2 separate regions of the Homo sapiens genome follow, and region 1 is linked to region 2. Evidence: read pairs that join two places in POLR2A ChIA-PET (ENCODE). Cell type or tissue: OCI-LY7. All regions are shown on one strand. Links, peaks and the distances in the headings refer to the core of each region. The heading gives the core; the rest is flanking DNA. Region 1 overlaps TBL1XR1 (TBL1X/Y related 1). Region 2 overlaps LOC107986053 (a long non-coding RNA gene).

What was found. Peaks named below come from ENCODE experiments on the same cell type or tissue, not always from the same donor. Only the 100,000 strongest peaks of a DNase experiment are listed, where the experiment ranks them.
Region 1: POLR2A ChIA-PET joins it to region 2 with 10 read pairs; 9 of 35 experiments call an interaction of 5 or more read pairs at or near these places.

Annotation. Positions count from the first base shown.
Region 1 is chr3:177,177,792-177,182,184 of GRCh38, reverse strand. All of the region lies in intron 1 of TBL1XR1 (TBL1X/Y related 1), which reads left to right. Among named protein-coding and RNA genes, the nearest start is that of TBL1XR1, 17 kb to the left of the region's middle. RefSeq lists a silencer at 410-704. In OCI-LY7, for the core only: no CTCF peak of the experiment used is centred there; a DNase peak (open chromatin) is centred at 2,364; H3K27ac peaks cover 1,017 bases.
Region 2 is chr3:177,233,221-177,237,613 of GRCh38, reverse strand. The region is part of intron 2 of LOC107986053 (a long non-coding RNA gene); the gene reads right to left. Among named protein-coding and RNA genes, the nearest start is that of TBL1XR1, 38 kb to the right of the region's middle. In OCI-LY7, for the core only: no CTCF peak of the experiment used is centred there; no DNase peak of the experiment used is centred there.

The DNA.
Region 1 (4,393 bases), core at 325-4,324, 55 kb after region 2:
GAACTCCTGGGCTCAAGTGATCCACCTGCTGTAGCTTCCCAAACTGCTGGGATTACAATAGGCATGAGCCACTGGGACTGGCTGTGCTGTAAGAATTTTGAGGGTCTGCTTGATAACCTGGCACCCTGCTCTTTGGTTTTTGTCATCTGCAGAATCCTTTTGGCTTGAAAACAGTGTAGAACTTGCTAGGGGAAACAAGGAATATACTCAAAATGTGGGTAAAAGATTCAAAGACCTTGGCCTGACCGTAGCAGTTAAACCTGAATTGGGGTGTTATTTGGGCTTGCCCACTTCTTCCTGATATTTATGTATTCTGCAGTCTCTTTAGACCCTTCATCATGTGTGTGTTTTTTTTTTTTTTTCCTAACTTGAACCCTTACGTTTACCTGATACTGGCATATGATTCTTGCCTGGCTTTTTTTCTGATTCATGGTCTTGCATACCCAGTCCATACATCTACTGCTGCCCTTCTCTTTGACTGTGGTTTTCCCTCAGAGGTCAAAGGATGTGTATACTCTGTGTCCTTTGTCTCTTTAAACCAGTTGCACAAGTGATTCTGTGGCCCAGATTGGTTCTTCCGACCTCCTCCTCTCCTGATCTGCTAGCATGGAATCTATCACAATCTAGCATGGGGACATCTTGTATTTTCCCGTGTTTTCTACTGTTGAGTGTAGGCTGGCAGAGGCGTTCTTTTTTTTTTTTTTTAAGACGGAGTCTGGCTCTGTCACTCAGGCTGGAGTGTGGTGGCATGCTCTTGGCTTACTGTAACCTCCACCTCCCGGGTTCAGGTGATTCTCATGCCTCAGCCTCCTGAGTAGCTGGGATTATAGGCGTGTGCCACCACACCTGGCTAATTTTTGTATTACTAGTAGAGATGGGGTTTCACCGTGTTGGCCAGGCTGGTCTGGAACACCTGGCCTCAAGCGATCCACCCACCGTGGCCTCCCAGAGTGCTGAGATTACACCTGCGCCAGTTCAGATTTTCATTTAATGACAATGAGTTGCGACAAGACAGAGTTGGAGAATAGAGGAGGTTCAGAGTTGGAAGAAATGGGAGTAGGTGATGGCAACACCGAGTTGTCAGAGTGAGCTGAGGCAACATCCTCTACTTCTAGCTCACTGATGAAAATATCCAGGATAGCGGGTCTGGGGTCCAGTGCCATGGGTCACGCCTCTAATCCTAGTACTTGGTGGTAGGCCGAGGTGGGTGGATCACCTGAGGTCAGGAGTTCAAGACCAGCCTGACCAACATGGTGAAACCCCCGTCTTTACTAAAAATACAAAAAACTAGCAGGGCGTGGTGGCCTGTAATCGTAGCTACTCCAGAGGCTGAGGCAGGAGAATCCCTTGAACCCAGGAGGCAGAGGTTGCAGGGAGCTGAGATCATGTCATTGCACTCCAGCCTGGGTGACAAGAGCAAATCTCCGTCTCAAAAAAAAAAAAATTCCAGGGTAATCTGAGATCTTGGTATTTAGAGACATTTGGTTGGGATGAGGGGTCTTGGTAGATTTGATTCTGTTATCATTTGGAACCTTCCAAAGTAGAGGATGACGCATTTGTTTTTGAGCTACTTTCTAGAAACCAGAATTTACTGTCAGAGAATATAGGATTTTCGGTTTTAAAACTTTGAACTTAAAATGATTGCAACAGTATTTTAGTGATATTCTAAAAAATATTTAAAAATAAAAGTTTAAAAAAGTCGTCAGCAGATTAAAAAAACTCCAAGGAGAGTAATATTTAAATGAGTAACATTTTTGTTTTCCTCTGAATGTTGTTAAAACAGACAAGGTACTATTAAATGGGGGGGGGGGGAATGAACGTATTTATGGGCTTTTCCCTTTTTTACCCTTTGTTTACTTGTCTGTAGATTAAAGTAGGTACTTTAATCTTTTGTATCTCTGGGCTCTGTTTCTTGTAGTGGGTATGCTTTTTTTTTTTTTTTTTTTTTTGAGACGGAGTCTTGCTCCGTCACCAGGCTGGAGTGCAGTGACACGATCTCAGCTCACTGCAACCCACGCCTCCCGGATTCAGGCAATTCTCCTGCCCCAGCCTCCCAAGTAGCTGGGATTACAGGCACGTGCCACCATGCCTGGCTAATTTTTTGTATTTTAGTAGAGATAGGGTTTCACCATGTTGGCCAGGATGGTCTCGATCTCCTGACCTCATGATTGCCTGCCTTGGCCTCCCAAAGTGCTGGGATTACAGGCATGAGCGACTGCACCCAGCCTGTAGTGGGTATGTTTTTTAATTTGTTGCTTCTCTACTTGGTTTGTTCCCTTTTTTGTGTCAGATATGCTGGTGAATCTAGCTGCCTCATTTTATCTAGCCTCATTTGCCTTTCTTGCGTTTTCTTCCAGATGATTCATGTGTATTTTGCTAGTAGATATATCGGTTGGTTGGCTCCTTTGTTCTGACAAATCAACATAGAAGTGACTTGTTACAAGTGAGAACTGGTAATGACAGGAACCATAACAGCATGCTAATGGTCTTTGATAAATATGGTGAATGCACATGGTAGAATTTAAAGGTCTTGGTTTGAAGCCCTCCCAAGAGTAGTTGCAACTTTGAGGTTGGGTTTAGGAATAACTTCTGCAACCTTTAGCTTCACTCCTGGGAGAAACTTTGGATACATTTTACCTGCCTCTCTTGAGCTTCAGTTCCCATATTTGCAAAATGCCATGACTTATCTCTTAAGAATTTAGTTAGAATAAAACAGATACCGTAAGTTAAAAGAATACTTGGTTGTGCTCCAGCGTGTGTCTGTATCCGGAATAGGCTCATATGTAATTGGTAAATACGAGAATTATGTCAGTACAACAAGGAGATTGCTCTGGTTCATACGTGATTTTCCCCAGCATATTCATGTTTTGCATCAGGTAACAATAGTCGAGCTCAAAGTACACTAAGAGCTGAATGAAACAAGCCATGGTGGCCACTTGTGAATTCTTCCTGTTGGCCTAGTTTGGCCATGTTTTTAGTCTTTGAAGTTTTTGGAGGGGGTTGTTGTGCGATTCTCCCCCATCTCTTCACAGCCCCAAGTATCTTTTTTTTTTTTTTTTTTTTTTTTGAGACGTAGTTTCGCTCTTGTTGCCCAGGCTGGAGTGCAATGGCGTGATCTTGGCTCACTGCAATTGCCACCTCCCGGCTTCAAGCAATTCTCTTGCCTCCGCCTCCCGAGTAGGTGGGATTACAGGCACCCGCCACCACACCCGGCTAATTTTTGTATTTTTAGTAGAACGGGGTTTCACCGTGTTAGCCAGGATGGTCTCGATCTCCTGATCTCAGGTGATCCACCAGCCTCGGCCTCCCAAAGTGCTGGGGTTACAGGCGTGAACCACTGCGCCTGACTGATAATCAGGTTATAAAAGAAAAGAAACCACAGCAGTTCCATGGGTGAAGAATATTTATACCCTACCCAGTTTGATCCTGGAACCTTTTCCACAACTTGTCTTAAAATATGGTCCCATCTCCTTTATTTTTCCAATAGATCGCTGGATTCCTGTATAATTAGGGCTTCTCCATGTTGGTCAAGCTGGTCTCGAACTCCTGACCTCAGGTGATCCGCCTGCCTGGGCATCCCAAAGTGCTGGAATTACCTGCTTAGTGTGCTTCCTTCACCTGAAAGTTGTATCTTTATTAGGAACTTAATATTAAACATTTTTATTTGTATTTTTATTCACATTGCCTTTGTTAATATTTTGGTTACAAAGTGGCATAGGGATGGTCTTCCTTTTTTTTTCTCATAAAGTGCTTGTTACTTTTAGCATGTGACTGTGTAAAGTCAAGTTTTCCGGGAATGCTTATATTGTTTTATAGAGTGCACAGAAGAAACATTTATACTTATTTTTAAAATCTGGTACTATATTAGATGCCCAGTAAATGTCATTTTCTTCTCTTTCCCCTTCCTTTAAGGGTTTTTGATCACACTCAGTATAAAGTTCAAACATCTTAGCCTATGAGGGTCCCTCCTCCCCAAACTCTGCTGTGCGATCTGGCCCCTGGCCACCTCACAAACCTTATCTTGTTTCACCTTGTTCACCGTGCCCAGCCATTCCAGCTCCACACCCACTGAACAAGCTTATTCCTGTCTCAGCGTCTTAATTACTTTGTTCTTTGCCTCATACTCTGCCCTGAGATTGTTATATAGCTGATTCTTTTATGTCATTCCCTCTCAGTTCCAATGCCAACACCTCAGAGAGGTTACACTGAAATTACTGCCCACCCGCGGCAGTTTTCAGCCATCAGACCCTTATTCTCCACGTTGCAGTTTTGTCTCTCTGAAGTAACTTTGATCATTGTTTTTTTTTTTAAACGTCCCTCCAGAATTTAAACTGCATGAGAACAGGGAGGGGCTCTATTTTATGTGTCATTCTGTCTGCAGCTACCTAGAACA
Region 2 (4,393 bases), core at 315-4,314:
CTAGCACTTGTTTAGTGCTTATTGCTTGTCAAGCCCCGTGGTAAATATTTCACATGCATCACCTCATGTACTCTTAATTGTATTGATTAGGAAATGAAGCACTGAGAGGTTAATTGACTTGCCTAAATTTACTCAGCCAGTAAGAGGCAGAGCCAAGATTCAAATGTAGAGCATCTGACTCCAAAGCCACACCCTTAACCACTCCCTGCACAGCCTTCTCTGTGAGATCCCTGCCAAGTTCCATGAGGAGACAGGCCAGGTCTCTCGTACTCACGTCTTATTCACAGAGCCTGGTTCTGGGTTTATGCACAATTAACATCGCTAAATAATGGATAAATGATATTGGTATTTCTCAGATCAGTTGCAAGATACTTTGCTAATGACTTGTTTCAAATGATAAAGGATTAAAGTTTGTAAACTGTCGACCAAAAAATAAAATAGCAGAATCAAGGTTGACTGGGAAATAGTGTCATACTTTACTCATTTGCCTTCTGATATGGTAACAAACAAGCAAAATATGTTGGTGGCTTAGCACAAAAGAGTTTATTTCTCACTTACACCAAGTCATCTGAGCAGGTCAGCAGGTCACCTGCCCTCCTTACAGTGTCTTGATACACAGGCGCCATTGTCCCAAGGCAAGAGTTCAGAAAAGAAACTGTAAGATCAGGTGGGGCTCCACTCCTCAGCCTGAAATGATATGTCAATGATGCACTGTTTCCTCTCAGAAGTTACTGGCCAGAATTAGTCACAACTAACTAAGCATGGGATCTGAGAAGTGCAGTCTTCCATGTGCCCTAGGATGAGAGGAGAACTAGACATGGGTAAGCCCTAATGGTGGCTTCTACAGAAAGAGAGAAATGGATATTTCGTAGGTGCTGGGATTATTCATAACATTAGAAAGGCCTATTGAAGTGTGTCACACATTGACCAGTGTTGCCTTCAGTGTAGGAGACAAAGAGAGAGGAGAGGGAGGGATAATTTAAAATGTGCAGGGAAAGCTGGGTGCAGTGGCTCACGCCTGGAATCCCAGCACTTCAGGAGGCCAAGATGGGTAGATCGCTTGAGGTCAGGAGTTCAAGACCAGCTTGGCCAACATGGTGAAACCCCATCTCGACTAAAAATACAAAAATTAGCCAGGCATTAGTGGCGTGTGCTTGTAATTCCAGCTATTTGGAAGGCTGAGTCAGGAGAATCGCTTGAACCCAGGAGGTAGAGGTTACAGTGAGCCGAGATCATGCCACTGCACTCCAGCCTGAACGACAGAGTGAGACTCTGTCTCAAAAAAGGAAAAAAAAAAAGAATTGCAGGGAAAAGTTGTTACCATACCACCTTTCTGCTCATGAGCTGGAGAATTTGTAGTTTGTCATACACACATACAGAATGAAGAAAATTACCTCATCATGTACAAACAAAACATTTTAGATGGGGTAAAGAGCCAAATATAAAAAGAAACCTATAAAGGTATTTTCTAACACAGAGAAAAGCATGATTATTAACCTTAGGCTAGGGAAGCCCATCTTAAGCAACACAAAGTATAAAACCTATAGGGAAAAAAAGAGTGATTTTTTTTTTTTTTTGAGATGGAGTCTCACTCTGTTGCCCAGGCTGGATGCAGTGGCGCCATCTTGGCTCACTGCAAGCTCCACCTCCCGGGTTCAAGTAATTCTCCCGCCTCAGCCTCCACAGTAGCTGGGATTACAGGTGCAGGCCACCATGCCCAGCTAATTTTTCTATTTTTAGTAGAGACAGGGTTTCACCATGTTGGTCAGGCTGGTCTTGAACTCCTGACCTCATGATCCGCCTGCCTCGGCCTCCGCAAGTGCTGGGATTACAGGCGTGAGCCACTGTGCCTGGCCTAAAAGAGTGATTTTTTCACTATATGAATATTAAAGCTTCTCTTTGACAGAAGACACCACGAAGTTGAAAGACAATTGATATACTGGGAGAATATATTTACAACTTGTTCAACACAAAAAAGAATTAATGTTCACAATACATAAGGAACCCTAAACATTAAAAAAGACCAAAAAAGGCAGGGCATGGTGGCTCACGCCTGTAATCCCAACATTTTGGGAGGTTGAGGCGGGCGGATCACTTGAGGTTGTGAGTTTGAGACCAGCCTGGCCAACATGGTGAAACCCCATCTCTACTAGAAATGCAAAAATTAGCCGGGCGTAGTTGTGGGTGCCTGTAATCCCAGCTATTTGGGAGGCTGAGGCAGGAGAATCGCTTGAATCCAGGAGGCAGAGGTTTCAGTGAGCCAAGATCGCGCCATTGCACTCCAGCCTGGGCGACAGTGCGAGACTCCATCTCAAAAAAAAAAAAAAAAAGAAAAGAAAAGAACAACAACAACAAAAAAACCCCAAAAATCAATGCTCTGCAGAGGAAATACCAAAGGCCAATTAGCTTACAAAGAGATTTTTTACCTCAGTAATAAGAAAAAAAAATTAAAACAGCGATGAGATAGATGGCAAAAATCAAAATGATTAATAGGAGTCTAAGAAACACTATACAGAATTATACCAGGCCCGGCATGGTGGCTCACACCTGTAATCCCAGCACTTTGGGAGGCCGAGGCAGGTGGATCACGAGGTCAGAAGTACGAGACCAGCCTGGCCAACATAGTGAAACCCAGTCTCTACTAAAAATACAAAAATTAGCCAGAGTGGTGGCGCACACCTATAGTCCCAGCTACTCGGGAGGCTGAGGCAGGGAGAATCGCTTGAACCCAGGAGGCGGAGGTTGCAGTGAGCCGAGATCGCGCCACTGTACTCCAGCCTGGGTGACAGAGCGGGACTCTTGTCTCAAAGAAAAAAAAAAAAATAGACCTTCCCTTACAGTGATGGTGAGAATATAGATGGCAGTGCCTCTTTCTGAGGGCTATTTGTCAGTGGTTCTTAAAATGCATATTCTCTTCAACCCAGCTCTAGCTTTTTATCTTACAGAAATTTGTATGTACACAAAAATGTACGGGCAGGATATTCATTGAAGCATCATTCATAGTAGGAAAAAATGAAAAACCAGCCTAAATGCTCAACAATAGTGGAGTGTGAACTAAATTATAGAGCATCTATGCCATAGACTCTTACACAAAGCAGTAAAAAAGAATGAGAGGAATGTAATTAAAATTTCAGGAAAAACAAAAACAAAACTCCGTGAGAAAAGGTGCGATGCTAATATTTTTAAATGTGCCATGATTTTGAGCATTTGGTAGATTGGAACAGGGAGAATTCATTGTATTCATTCTTTGACTATTACCAGTGTTGTCATATTGGAACAATAGAGCAGGAAATACATCACATTGTTTATCTCTGCAGTGAATAATATTTACATAGTCATGATAACTTAAGTGCTGTTTATTACTTTTCATCTTTTAGAATCAACCTATAGTCCAAACACAGTGGCTCATGCCTGTAATCTCAATACTTTGGGAGGCTGAGGCAGGCAGACCACTTGAGCTCAGGAGTTTGAGACCAGCCTGGGCAACACAGTGAGACCTCATCTCTACCAAAAATTTAAAAATAAAAATTAGTCTGGCATGATAGTGTGCGCCTGTAGTCCCAGCTACTCAGGAGGCCAAGGTGGAAGGATCGCTTGAGCCCAGGAGATTGAGGCTGCAGTGAGCCATGATTGCACCACTTCACTTTAGCCTGGGTGACAGAATGAGATCCTGTCTCAAAAAAAAAAAAAAAAAAAAGAAAAGAAAAAAAGACAAGAATCGACCTATAAAACATTAAATACTTAAGGTTTAAAAGATCCAAAATGTTGGCCGGGCACGGTGGCGGGCGCCTGTGATGCCAGCTACTCGGGAGGCTGAGGCAGGAGAATGGCGTGAACCCGGGAGGCGGAGCTTGCAGTGAGCCGAGATCACGCCACTGCACTGCAGTCTGGGCGACAGAGCAAGACCTCGTCTCAAAAAAAAGAAAAAATAAAAAAGATCCAAAATGTTACCAACAAAAATTGTTGGGGCTGGGCACGGTGACTCATGCCTGTAGTCCCAGCACTTTCACAGGCCGAGGCAGGCAGATCATCTGAGGTTGGGAGTTCGAGACCAGCCTGACCAACACAGCAAAACCCAGTCTCTACTAAAAATACAAAAATTAGCCAGGCGTAGTGGCGCGTGCCTGTAATCCCAGGTACTCGGGAGGTTTAAGCAGGAGAATCGCTTGAACTTGGGAGGCAGAAGTTGTGGTGAGCCAAGACTGCACCATTGCACTCCAGCCTGGGCAACAAGAGCGAAACTCCATCTCAAAAAAAAAAGAAAAAAAAAAAGAAGAAAAAAAGTGTTATCAACCATAACAATAATGCAGTAAAAGTAACACTGGCATAATGTAGTGGGCTAGGAAGCAAGATGGCTTTGTGTAAGGATGTGCCAGATATTGCTCACCAGGGA